Regions from separate parts of the Mus musculus genome. Here region 1 is linked to region 2. The links are chromatin contacts, found by POLR2A ChIA-PET in ENCODE. All regions are on one chromosome and are shown on one strand. The core of a region is the stretch at or near the end of the contact, and the rest is flanking DNA. Distances in the headings are between cores, read along the strand shown.

What was found. ChIA-PET counts read pairs that join two places held with the same protein, here RNA polymerase II (POLR2A).
Region 1: POLR2A ChIA-PET joins it to region 2 with 15 read pairs in Patski. The contact joins the promoter of Ltbp3 here to the promoter of Rela in region 2. POLR2A ChIA-PET finds 5 or more read pairs at or near these places in 2 of 5 experiments (Patski and embryonic stem cell).

What each region holds. Positions count from the first base shown.
Region 1 is chr19:5,735,861-5,742,261 of GRCm38, reverse strand. Ltbp3 (latent transforming growth factor beta binding protein 3) reads right to left here and starts at 1,362. Exons shown (of 28, transcript NM_008520.3): 1 at 1,277-1,362; 2 at 1-927. The coding sequence starts at 21.
Region 2 is chr19:5,634,554-5,641,253 of GRCm38, reverse strand. Rela (v-rel reticuloendotheliosis viral oncogene homolog A (avian)) reads right to left here and starts at 3,713. Exons shown (of 11, transcript NM_009045.5): 1 at 3,413-3,713; 2 at 2,796-2,822; 3 at 2,552-2,703; 4 at 2,251-2,399; 5 at 1,304-1,395; 6 at 820-951; 7 at 1-73. The coding sequence starts at 3,419.

The DNA of each region.
Region 1 (6,401 bases), core at 113-2,612, 100 kb before region 2:
AGCCCCTCGGGGCCCGGGCATCCGGGGCCGCACGACCCTCGGAGATTGGAGGTCGAGCCCGAGCAGGGGATCGAGTGTTGGTAGCAGAGGGCAGAGCGGGGCGAGAAGCCAAGGGTAGGGAGGGGACAGCAGGAGCGGCCGGGATCCCCGTTGCGAGGGAGAGCGATGGAAGCTGCACTGAGGGTAGAGCGAAGAAACTTCCCTGGCCGGGAGAAACCCAGCCAGGCCCCGAACTGAGGCCGCAGCGAGGAGGCCGGAGCAAGTGGAGGCGGAGAGGAGGAGCGAGGGGAGAGGAAGGCCGGGCGGCCAGCCCGCTCCGCGCCTCCCCCTGGCCGGGCTCCTCTCCCGCGGCCGCCGGGAAGCAGGGAGCGCGCGGGGAGGACGCAGGGAGAAGTGAGCAGTTGTTTTCCCTGGCTGGAGCGCGCCGGCGGCGAGGGGGGCTGGGACGCTGGCCCGGGGCCAGGGAGACAATTTTTTTTTCTCCTCTCTCTTTTTCCTTCTGGTTCAAGCGTCTTTCGCTGCTGCCCGGAGAAGCGACGATGTGCGGCAGGGAGGGCGCCGGTTGGAGTGGGGGCAGCCCCCTAGGTGCCCGCCCCGCGCAGGAACCGACCTGGGTTCTTTCCAGAAGAATCCTCACCTGGGGACTCCGCCAGATTCCTCCGGGCGGGGTGCAGAGGCCTGTGCACACCTCCCCCGCCCAACTACTTTTCCACCTGGTCAAAATGGGGAAACCGAGGCAGATGGTCCTTGCTTGGAGGATCAGAGGTCTGTTAACTTTTGCCCATTGGCCTTTGTACATGTAGGGGTTCTCGAAGCCCTGAAGTCATGGGTCCTTATTCCTGGTCCTGTCTTCTCTCGAAGGAAAGGATTTAAGCAGGAGAGAGCACCTTCTGGCCAGGGTTTACTGGCCGGGGAGAACCCTGTGGCCTCAAGAAGAAGAGCAGAAAGAACAAAGCTAGAAACCTGGCTTCCCTGCCAATGTTCCCCCCCCCCCCCCCGCTCCTTAGAGGGCTTCCTGGTGCCCACCCTGCCACCTCCCCCCTTCCCCTCGTCTGGCCTGGCTGGCGGCGCTGGCTCTGGGCCTCAGACACTCTGGAATCGCCAAGGTCTGAGCTCAGGGCCTGGCCCCCTTCCCAGGCTAACAGCCGGAGAAGGGAGTGCTACTTGAGTGCTCAGGGGGCTGGGGAGAAGCCCAGCAGGGCCCTGGGGCAGGGGTTGACAGGGGGGTGGGGAAGGGTCTTGAATTTGCTCAAGGCTGTAGAAGAGCTAGACTTACTCACTGGTCTGAAAGGGGAGGCTGTGGTGTCCCGGATCTGGACAATACTGTGAGAACGTGCTAGGAAGCCCCAGGATCCAGTGTCTGACTCAAAAGAACTTAGTAGGGCTAAGGGTGACCAGGGTCAGAACCATGCCAAGTCTGGTTCATGCCAGGCCCTCTCCAGGGGAATCAGGGGGTGGTAATCTGATGGGAAGAGGGGGTTGGGCTCGGCTTTAGGCACACCTTTCCAAAGAGCTAATGGTGGTTTTTTTTGTTTTTTGGTTTTTTTTTTTTTTTTACTTTAAGGCTGAGTTTATTTGGGTAGCTTCGGAGGGACTGAGGGAGGCCATTTGATGAGTTCTGCTTGAATTGCTCAGTAGCTCAGGCGCTGCTCAGTACAGCCTACTGCTGCAATGCTGGCAGGGGGTGACCTCTGTGTCCCAAGAGGATTCCTTGCTGCTAGAATCTAGGAGGACTTGGGAGGGGGGACCCCTCCCCCTGCTCTAGTAACACTGTTGCAACAGTAACACTGAATACTTTCCACCTGGCAGGAGTGGTGCTGAGCGCTCTTACATTCATTTTTTCCTTTGAACTGGTGTAAACCTGACCCTCCCCTGTGCAGAGTAGGCAGAGGCTCACCTTGGAACAAGGCGCTGTCAAACAGTCCAGGCTTGGAATCTCGTGCTCTCCAAGCCTTGGAATTCTTGCCCATGGAATGAGATCTAGTCACCCAACTGTGAAACAAAAGGAGTGGTGGGCTGTGGGGGTCTGGGACAGCTTCCTTCAAACACGCTTTTCCATAGTGAAGGGAAGTAATGAGGGGAGCCTTGGGGCATGCTGGGAAGCCGAGAAAGGTGAAAAGGACTGCAATGAGTCTTGCAGAGTCAAGAGTGAGAAAACAAACAAACAAACAAACTTCCAAACCAAAAAAAAAAAAAAAACCGCTGTCCTTTCCAAGTCAGAGGAAAAGCCAGGCGAGCAACACGGTGGGAAGGGCAGAGGGCAGTGCAGCTGTGGTCTGAGTGGGTATGTAAGTCACTGTGAGGAATTTGGATCAGCGGGCACTGTATCAGGGCCGATGAGGATCTGCCCACCGCACACCTCTTGGAAGGATGTGGCTGTTTGATTTGGGACTGTGGAAAGTCGCGCCATTGTGAAGTAAATGATACAGAGAAGCAGGTGATGTGGTCTCAGGGTTTGGCTTCATCCCCTGGCAGGTGAGAGAAAAAGACAGGAGAGGGACACTATGGAGGTCCCTTTCAAGTCTTCTGAGCAGAGACACCTGAGCCCATGACAGACTGGAACATAGGCTCATTCCTGAGCACACAGGGAATGTTACTCTGTGGGAAAGGTGACTCAGTAGTTCACGAGAAGGGCCCACAGAAACAGGCAAGCTGCCATTCTTGTGCACCAGGGAGGAGAGATAGTTATCCCAGAGACCCAGTAGGGGCGTCAGAGTGACATGAAAGGAACTTGATGTGGAAAAGCCAAAAGGAACATTCTAGAAGGAGTATATGACCAGCAGCATGTGTTGCTGTGAGTGGGAGTGGAGACAACCCTTGTCTTGGGCTGCTGCAGGGACTCAGGGTCAGGAAGGAGCAATGAGTCCAGCTTAGATCGTCTGGCAGTGACTGTCCACAGATGTGATCTTTGGTAGACTCCTTAGGCTCTCAGGGCCTCAGCAAGGAGTGGCTGGTACCCTTCAGGCTGGTGAGTTAAGCAGGGTGGAGAGACTGTCTAGGAAAGACACCCCCTCCTGCTGTACTCACAGACTAATATCGGAGGGAAGACCTTACTCATCACCATTGAGGAGACTATGAGAAAAGCCTTTATATGCCCAGGCTAACTGAAGAGAACCCTGGACCTGAAGCTGCAGGGCGGGGGGGGGGGGGGGGGCGGGGGACGGACCTCAGACAACTGTGGGCCCTCAACAGACCCCTGAGTCCCTCCTTGCAGTTTGTCAGAAAGGAGCCCAAGCAATAGATGCTATCTCTAATCTCCTCTTGTTTCCAATTTTGCTGGTCCTGGCAGTGCAGTAGTATGACCACCTAATATACTGCAGGGAAGTGGAGCAGATCTGCAGGGTAAACTGAGGCAGCTGAGCACACTCGGCCACCATGCTCTACTGCCTTTTCCAGCCTTCTTGACAGCCATCCATAGCCGCCATCTTTGTAGAAGACAATTCTGTAAGGCCAAGGAGACCATGGCCATTCCAGACCATTAAGGCAGGTCTTCCCCAGCTGTCGTCCCTCCCCTGGTGTGTGCTGTCAGAGCTGTCTTTTATTTATTTTGTGTGTATATGTCTGTGTAGTTCTGTATATGGGAGGGGGACTTGTGCACATGTGGGGGGTTTGTGTGTATTCACTTGCTAGTGGAGACCAGAGATCAACTTCAGATTTTTATTTTTGTTTAGAAATACTTCTTTTGCTGGGCGTGGTGGTGCACCCTTTTAATCCCAGCACTCGGGAGGCAGAGGCAGGCAGATTTCTGAGTTGGAGGCCAGCCTGGTCTACAGAGTGAGTTCCAGGACAGCAAGGGCTATTCAGAGAAACCCTGTCTCGAAAAAACCAAAGGGGGAAAAAGAAAGAAAGAAAGAAAGAAAGAAAGAAAGAAAGAAAGAAAGAAAGAAAGAAAGAAAGAAAGAAAGACAGACTTCTTTCAGGGACCGGAGACATGGCTCAGAAGTTAAGAGACCCTGGTTCAATTCCCAGCACCCACATCGCAGCTCACAAGTATCTTTAACTTCAGTCCCAAGAGATCAGATGTCCATTTCTGGCCTCACTGGGCACTGCATGCATGTGGTGCACAGACATACTTGCAGATAAAACACTAATACACATAAAATATTTTTATTTAAATAATTTTATTTAAAATATTATTTAAATAATAATTTTATTTAAAATAATTTTATTTAAATAATAATTCCTCAAAATAATTTAAGTAATTATTTTGAGAGCTGGGCATTATGGTACATGCATTCAATCCCAGCACTCAGGAGGCAAAGGCAGGTGGATCTCTGTGAGTTTGAGGCCAGCTTGGTTTACAGAGTGAGCTCCAAGAAAGCCAAGGCTATTACACCAGAAATCATGTCTCAAAACAAACAAACAAACAAACAATTTATTTTGAGACAGAGTCTCATTATGTAGTCCTGGCTGGTCATGAACTCACAGAGCTCCACCTGCCTCTGCCTTCCAAGGCTCTGATTAAAGGCGCAGATCTTCCTGCTTTGGCATATTTATTTTGTGTGTGCAGGTTGTGTGTGCAGGTTGTGTGTGCAGGTTGTGTGTGCAGGTTGTGTGTGCAGGTTGTGTGTGCACTATGTGCACAGCTGGTCCTTTCAGAGGCCAGACGAGATCACAGGATCTCCTGTACCCCTGTTACCACAGATGGTTGTGAGCTACTGGGTGGCTGCTGGGAATCGAACCTGGGTCATCTGCAAGAGAAGCAAGTGCTGTTTTCCCCACTCTCTTATTTTTTGAGATAGGGGTTCTTTGGGTAGTTTTGGCTGTCCTTGAACTCCGAGGTCTGCCCGCATCTGCCTCCTGAGTGCGGGAACTAAAGGTGTGTGCCACCACCTTCCAGCTACCCCCTTTTTTAGACAGAATCTCTGGCCTCAAGCTCTAGGTGTAGCTGAGGATGGCGTCTCTCCTACCTCCACCTCCACAGTGCTGGGCTTGCACACCAGGCTTGTGCAGCGCTGCTAGGAGAGTTCCACCCCCAGCCCGGAAACCTGCTCTGTTCACATGTTTATTGTACGTCTCACTACGCTCTCAAGAAGGTGCAGTTTTATCTCCAGATCCCAGAGCAATGGTAGGCAATCAGGAGTGCTGCCATTTGTTAATGATTCCATCAAGAGTGATAAGAATATCTGTCACTTACAATGTTTACATGGTTATGTCATTTCATCCATTAGGTGACATTGCACAGGGGAATCCAAAGCTCTGAGAAATGAAACAATTTGATGCAGGTTCCCTAGTGAGTTAGCTGCAGGGACCAACCTGGACCAATGCACACACAGCCTGCCTGCCTGATGGTAAGGCTCTGCATGCTCCTAGGATGAGCAGTGACGTCCTGAAGGTAGGTGAGTAGGTCAGCAAGACAGAAAAGAACAGAATCCAGATTCAGAGAATGTGTGCATTGCTCAATTCCTCGAGCAGGGCACTTGTCTAAGGTCGCACAGCCTGCCAAAGCGGGAGACGTGACTAGAACCCTTGGTGTATAACCTCTTGATGCCATTTAAGGAACTGGCTGGAGAGAGGCCATAACAGGTGAGTCCAAGGAGAGAGTACGGCATGGAGGTCGCAGCACTGATTACCCCGGCTGCACTATGGGCCAGGTTTCAGTTGTCTGAGACTGGGTTTCTCGTGTAGCCCTGGCTGTCCTGGAACTCACTCTGTAGACCAGGCTGACCTCAAGCTCAAAGGTCTGCCCGCCTCTGCCTCCTGAGTGCTGGGGATAAAAGTGTGCGCCATCACTGACCAGTGCTTCCTTAGTTTTCAACAGGGATCAACAAGCTTATATTTACAAAACCCTCTGCTAGTCAGAGCTGGGTGTGCGTTAGTTTCTTTTATTTTTATCTGGGTCTAGGAGCTACAATGAGCTGGGTGGCACTTGGACCATTCAAGAGGATGGGCTCTGTCTCTGCCAAGCTTCTAGACTCTCAGGAAAGACTCAGTTCTGGGATGGTATGTGAGTGACAGAGAAGGGGACTGATCATCAGGGTTTTGTTTGTTTGTTTGTTTGTTTTTTTGTTTTTTCTTTTTTTGAGACAAAGTCTCACTATGTAGTCCTGACTCTCCAGGAACTCAGTATGTAGACCAGGCTAGTCCCCCTGCCTCTGCTTTCTGAGTGCCAGATTAAAGGCATGTGCCATCACTCTTGGCTGCTCATCAAGTCTAAAGAGAATGGATGATGCCACAGAGAACTGTGGGGAGACAACTGTGCCCTGAAGGTCTCTCTCCAAAGACAGTGCCCTGAATGTCTCTGCCACTCTGTTGGTGTTGGGCTTTGGTAATGCCTGGGTCTAACCCAGGCTCTGGGATGTAGTAGGGAAGCAGGCTACCACTGAGTCACATTCCCAGCCAGTTTTTTATATTCTGAGCTAGAGTTTCACAATGTATCGGACTGGCTTTGAACTCAAATC
Region 2 (6,700 bases), core at 2,464-4,963:
TCATCCCCACCGAGGCAGCTCCCAGAGTTCCGGTTTACTCGGCAGATCTTGAGCTCGGCAGTGTTGGGGGCCCCTGAAACATCAGCGGTCTCAGGGTACCCTGCAGGAGCTCTAACGCCCGCCACGCCCAGCCCGCCACGTCCAGGCCACAGCCTGCTGACCACACTTCTGCAGACCGCTGCTGTCTGCTCTCTATGTCAGGCAATTCCCGATCAGTCTCTCTGCAGTACGGGTAGCATGGCTCTAGGTGAAGGGACACTGAAGGCCGGATGTCCCTGTTCTCCAGAGATCCTCCAGTCCAGAGGACACACTCTGACCACACCTGCCGCCCTCCACCTTAGCGGCACAGTTTCAGCTTTCGGTTCATCCCGCCTCACTTCCAGTTAGTCCTGGCTTCCGGTTCTTAGGACTCTGAAGCCCTTTGGTTTTCCTTTAATTTACCCTGCTGCTAAAGACTGCAATCCATCAAAGTCAGCCAGGTCATCTGAGAGCTTCCTGGGAGCTGCTACAGCTGAATTCCTGCTGTCTAGAAGGATCTGGTCTCTGAGAGCTTGTTTCCTAAAGTCCTGAGCACAGTTCTTGGCAGACCAGCTTCCCAACCCCAGATATGGGAAGCAGTCACTTCCCACCAGGCTCCTGGGCATCCTGGCCGCTTCAGTCACAGGGCAGCTCTGGGTCTTCTCCACCCCACCCCCTGCAGCACAGCTGGAAGGCGCTGGATGACTGAAGGAAGCCAGAGCTCTTCTCCCAGGCCTCACCCACCCGGTCCCCATTCAGTTCCCAAGCCCGCCCTCATCCCTACTGCAGCCGGCCACTTACGGTTATCAAAAATCGGATGTGAGAGGACAGGGGTCAGGAGGAGGGGCCTGCCTGCTGGGTCCCGCACTGTCACCTGGAAGCAGAGGCGCACTGCATTCAAGTCATAGTCCCCGCGCTGCTCCTCTATAGGAACTGTCAAAAACAAAAAAACAACAAAAACAAAAAACAAAACACTGTGGTGGAAGGCATTGGGGGTGGGGGAGGGGGGACGGGCCAGGGAGCTCTGAGGAAAGAGGAAGGTGATTTGAGGAGATGTAAAACAGAAGTCTAAGGGGAGGAAGACCCTAGATCCATCACGGCTCTCCAGGAGCCCTCTCTAGGCCTGACTCTCAACGGCAGAGTGTGAGTGTGTGCCAAGCTGGCAGCAAGGTTCCACTCCTGCTGCTGGGTTGGCCATGGAGGGAGATGAGCGGCAGAGGCCCAGGGAAGGTGACAGAGATACTTGCACCACACGAAGATCAATGTCTTTGCCCCTTGCTCCTACCGTGAAAGGGGTTATTGTTGGTCTGGATTCGCTGGCTAATGGCTTGCTCCAGGTCTCGCTTCTTCACACACTGGATCCCCAGGTTCTGGAAGCTGAGGCCTCAGGTATTAGTTTTGTGTCTCCAGCAGAGCCCCTTCTTGCCTCCCAACTCCACAGCTCTCAGGTATGTCTAGGCTTCCCACTCCTTACCCACTGGCAAGTCTCTGAGGGAGCTGGCCCTCGCAGGCCTCCAAGCCAGTGCCCCACCTCAGCCACAGGGGCTTCCTTTCCCAGACCTAAGCACACGAAATGGAACGTACTCCCCTTCCAAGGGCATCGTACTGCTTGCTTGCTTGCTTGCTTTTTTTTGTACTTCTTTCTCGTGCACGGAATGTTCTTTTGGGTCTGTCTGCTTTTTCTCACCATTTAAGAGTTAGCACAGAGGCCTTCTGTAACCCTCCAACCCAAAGTCGTGAGACCTGTGCAGCAGGACACGGTGCTACATGCCTATTCCCCTGGAGTTGAGAAGAGGAGGCAGGGGAACCCTAACGAGTTCAAGGCCAGCTTGAGCTTCCTGAGACCAGACTCCTCCTCCTAATTTATAACTGTGTTTTCTTTCCATCATGGAAGTTATAATTCTCTACCAGTATCTCGTCTATCTGTCTGTACAATTATCGCCTGGTTTTACCAACTGGTATTTAAGCTCTAGGAGGGTCCATTTGGATATCTTTCTGATCCAAGAGGCTAAGAGGCTGGCCTGTCCAGCCATAGGGTTTGTGGCTCTAAGAAGATAAGGAGTTCCCAACTGTTAGAGAATTCAAGACAAAGGAGGTCTGTTTGCAAACTGGAGACAGAGTTAAGAACTCTGGATTCTGCCTGTGTTTAGAAAAGAGCAACACTGTAAGAGCTGCCTGGCCGGCCTGCTCCTACCCTGCCCTCACACCACCCCCAGCCCATAGGGAACTCACCTATGGATACTGCGGTCTGGGCAGAGGTCAGCCTCATAGTAGCCATCCCGGCAGTCCTTCCCCACAAGTTCATGTGGATGAGGCCGGTGAGGTGGATCCTTGGTGACCAGGGAGATTCGAACTGTTCCTGGTCCTGTGTAGCCATTGATCTGTCCAAAGTACAGAGTACTCTAGTGGCCAGCAATCCCTAATCTGGCTCTTAGACACAGGGCACGGTGACCAGGAGGCAAGTCTGCTGGGGCTGCACAGTGCGTTCCACCACATCTGTGTCCCAGCGACACCCCTGGGGGCTCTTGCTTACCTTGATGGTGGGGTGTGTCTTGGTGGTATCTGTGCTTCTCTCGCCAGGAATACTGCCCGCTGAGCGCCCCTCGCATTTATAGCGGAATCGCATGCCCCGTTGCTTCGGCTGTTCGATGATCTCCACATAAGGCCCAGAAGCCTGGGCTGGCTCTGTGGGTGACACAGTCAGCCATCAGGTGCTATCCCCACGGCCCCGACTCCAGGACAGCCCCTGACTACTGAGGATGGATGGTCCAACTTACCTGAGGGAAAGATGAGGGGAAACAGATCTGAAAGGGAAAGACAAGGCACATTGTCAATAAACTCCAGTGCCCACCCTCACCTGCGAAGGCCTGACAGAGCCAAGCTCCCTCCCTTCCAAGAAAACTGAGCCAAGACCCTGAAACCTGCCCTGACAGAGGCCGGGGAACTAGAGAAAGGGGACACAGAGGCATTCCTTTGCCAGGGGAAACTGAGTCAGTGCCTGTTTTACGTTCATAAGTGACACTGAGGAGGGGGTAATACCCTCCTCTCCTCTTCTGGGGAAACTGAGTCAGATACTTTCTTCCTTACACGGAAAGGAAGCCAGAACTAATCGCATCGACACGGGGGTGGGGGGAGCCGGAGGAAACGGAGTCAAGATTCACCCGTACCCCCACCCAGGAGGGACACTGAGTCAAGGCGCCCTCCACTGAGAGGGGTAACTGAGTCAGACCCCCTCGCAGCCCGCCCCGCCCCGTGCCACCATCCGGCCTGCCGCTCCCTGCGCAGCAACCCGCGGCGCAGAAAGGGGCGGAAGACGGCGCGGGGAGGGGGGAGATTCCGCCGCAGGCCCCGGAGCTCTAGGGCAGCCATCCCCCGAGCCAGAGGGCAGCCTCACCGTCCATGGTCAGGGTCCCGGGGGCGGGGCCGGGGTCGCAGCTGAGCCCACGGCGCGCTAAAGTAAAGCCATTCGCCAGAGGCGGAAATGCGCGGCGCGCGCCCGTCGTCGCGTCACTGCCCGGAATCCGGCCGCGCCTGCGCGCTGAGCCGCCGCCACCGCCACCGCCGCGCGTGGGGGGCCGAGAGCAGGTGCGCGACTCACGCTGGGCGCGGAAGGTGTGCGGCGGGCGCGCGGGCGGGGACACCGCAGCGCGGCGGGAGGACGCCGAGGCTGTTTGTCCCGAGGCCGGCCCGACTACAAGCTCCGCAGCGCGGCTCGCTCGGGGTCCCGGTCCCGTTCCCGGCCCCGCCTGGAGGGCGGGCCCGCGATTACTCACTCTGTTTTTAGGGGATTTCGGGTCCCGTTCCCCGCCCCGCTCTGATCTCAGGAGTTTGGTGATGTCACCCTGGCCGGGACTGGAGCCGAGCCAGGGCTGGTGGCAGGCTGCGGCCATTCGCCCTGCGCAGGGAGAGGCCCAGGCCTGCTGCTCCCGCGGAGGCCAGTGACTGAATTCCACACGTTTTCCTAAGCGTGCAGGGGCCTTCTGGGGACCCGCGTGCTACGGGCCACATGCTCCCCAACCTAGATCCGGCTGCGCGCAGGAGTGCTTCGCGGAGCGAGCGTGCTGCATCCGACAGGCCTTAGGGTAGAGGGGCAGACCGAGGACTAGGCAGACACCTGTACCTCTAAGAGTCCCTGAGAGCCATGAGTGCTGGAAGAGCCCCAGGGCTTCGTCTGCACACATAGGTGCTGTCTGCTAAGGTTTAGATCTTTAGGGATCTCCGGAACCAGCTAGGGTCACACCGTGAACATCTCCTTCAAGGCCTCCCAGGAGTCCAGGCTCCAATGAGGAAAGCGTTTGTAGGGAGCAAAAATTGCCATCTAAGCCAAGGGCAGGTGTGCAGATTGAGTGTGGGGACTCTGGCCGGAGGACGCAACACATCAGGCTGCCTCCACTATGCCAGAAGGAGGAGGCGCCTCCCGGGCCACAGGAGGTTTCAGCACTCAGAGAAAGACTTATTTTCTCTAAATTAGGAAATCATGTGGGAATTGGAAAAGATTGGAAATTCTGAATTGCTTTCCCAGGCTCTGAAAAAAACAGGAAGACAAAAGTGAAAATAGTTACGCCCCTCCCACTCATTTCAGTTTCTCACTTGGCGCAGATTAGAAAAAGCAGTTTAATATTTTGCGAGGGCGGATGTCAAGGCGACAGAATGAATATAATCTCCAATTAATGGCACACAGCCATCATTGGTCCTCACATGAACCACTTGTAAAAACACATATAGTTACAATTTAAGTTAATATGAATACCAGCGTCCTTACTAAAAAGTAAAGGCTAGAAATGAGAACTCAGTAGTTTTTGCATAACGTTGCAGGAAGCTGGGATTTGATCTCTGACTCCAGGATGCTCCAGTAATCCCAGCGCTCATGGGGTCAGACGTTCAACGTCATCCTCCTCTACATAGTTTGAACCCATCCAGAACTACAGAAGATGCTCTTTAAAAAAGGATGGTTGCAGGCTGGAGAGATGGCCCATCAGTTAAGAGTCGATAATGCCCTTGCAGAAGACCAGAGTCCAGTTATCAGCAACTGTAACTGCAGCTTCCGGAGACCTCACACTGTTCTGGGCTCTTGAGAGCAACTGCATTCACATGTGCACATATATACAAAAATAAAAATAATAAAATAAAATAAAAGATAAATGTGAGTTGTGTTTGGTAGTGCAGGCCTTTAGCCCCAGCACTCTGGAGGCAGACTCAGCAGGTCTCCTAGTTCGAGGCCAGTACAGTCTATACATAGTGAGTTGCTAGACAACCAGGACTGTATAGACACTTTCTCAACACAAATGAAAAAAATGGAGCTTTGTTTACAAAGAGAGCTCTGGACCAGCAGGGGCTAGCCGGTGTGATTTTGTCTCAGAGGGGGAGATGGGTAGGAGTGTATCAGAGTTACAGCACTTGCCTAGCATACTGAAGACTGGTATTTATCTCCAGCACTCCAGAAGAAAGGTCAAGAAAACGAAGGGGATGCAGGGGACACTGACGCCACTCATCCCCACAGGTGTGCTCCTCACCGTCCATTCCTTTTTACCCTGAGTTCAGGCTCTTCCCATCCAGATTTCTGCCCTCTGTGTGGGAGCCTGCCACCGTCACGTGGTCAGAGGACAACTTGCCAGACTCATTTCTTTCTTTTCACTAAGTAGGTCCTGGGAGCAGATCAAGGTCATCGGGCTTGACGATGACGACGACGACGACGACGACGACGGGCGCCTTTTTATGTTTTTGTTTGTTTTTCAAGACCGGGTTTCTCTATATATCCTTAGTTGTCCTAGAACTCAATATGTAGACCAGGCTAGCCTAAAACACAGATCTGTAGCTGGTCTTTGTTATTTTGTAGGTTCTTCTTTTTCCCATCCTTTATTCCCTTTGTTTCACACCCTATCAAGCAAGAGAGAGAGAGAGAGAGATCCCTGAATCTAATTTCTTTCCTTGTTTTTCTTTGACCACAGCTACCCACAACCCGAAACCAACATCCTAAACAACCACCAATCACCAGCCTCGACTCTCCTAGCATTTATATACTTTCCAAAAAGTTCTCAGAGTTCCAAATGTCACACAATCACAGAAGCTATCTAGAGCTGGCAGAACCATGCACCTGCTAGAGCACAGGGCAAATAAATCATAGTCAGCTGCGGTGGACAGTCTGCAGCAGCCCGTAGCCCACACCTGGTGGACAGTCTGCAGCAGCCCGTAGCCCACACCTGGCATTAAAATGAAAGACTTTTTTTTTTTAAAGATTTATTTATTTGGCCAGGTATTGTGGTGCACGCCTTTAATCCCAGCACTCGGGATGCAAAGGCAGGCAGATTTCTGAGTTCGAGGCCAGCCTGGTCTACAGCGCGAGTTCCAGGACAGCCAGGGATATACAGAGAAACCCTGTCTCAGAAAACCAAAAAAAAAAAAAGGTTTATTTATTTTATACATGTAAGTGCACTGTAGTTGTCTTCAGGCACACCAGAAGAGGGCATCCGAACCTATTACAGATGGTTGTGAGCCTTCATGTGGTTGCTGGAAATTGAATTCAGGACCTCTGGCTCTTAACTGCTGAGCCATCTCTCCAGCCCCGTGAAAGGCATTCTTAACTAAAATTCCAAAATTCTCAAAAATGTAACTACATTTCCCCTTTTCTGTTTTAAGCCATTAAATTGTTGTGTGTGTACCAGGAAATTATAAACATACATTT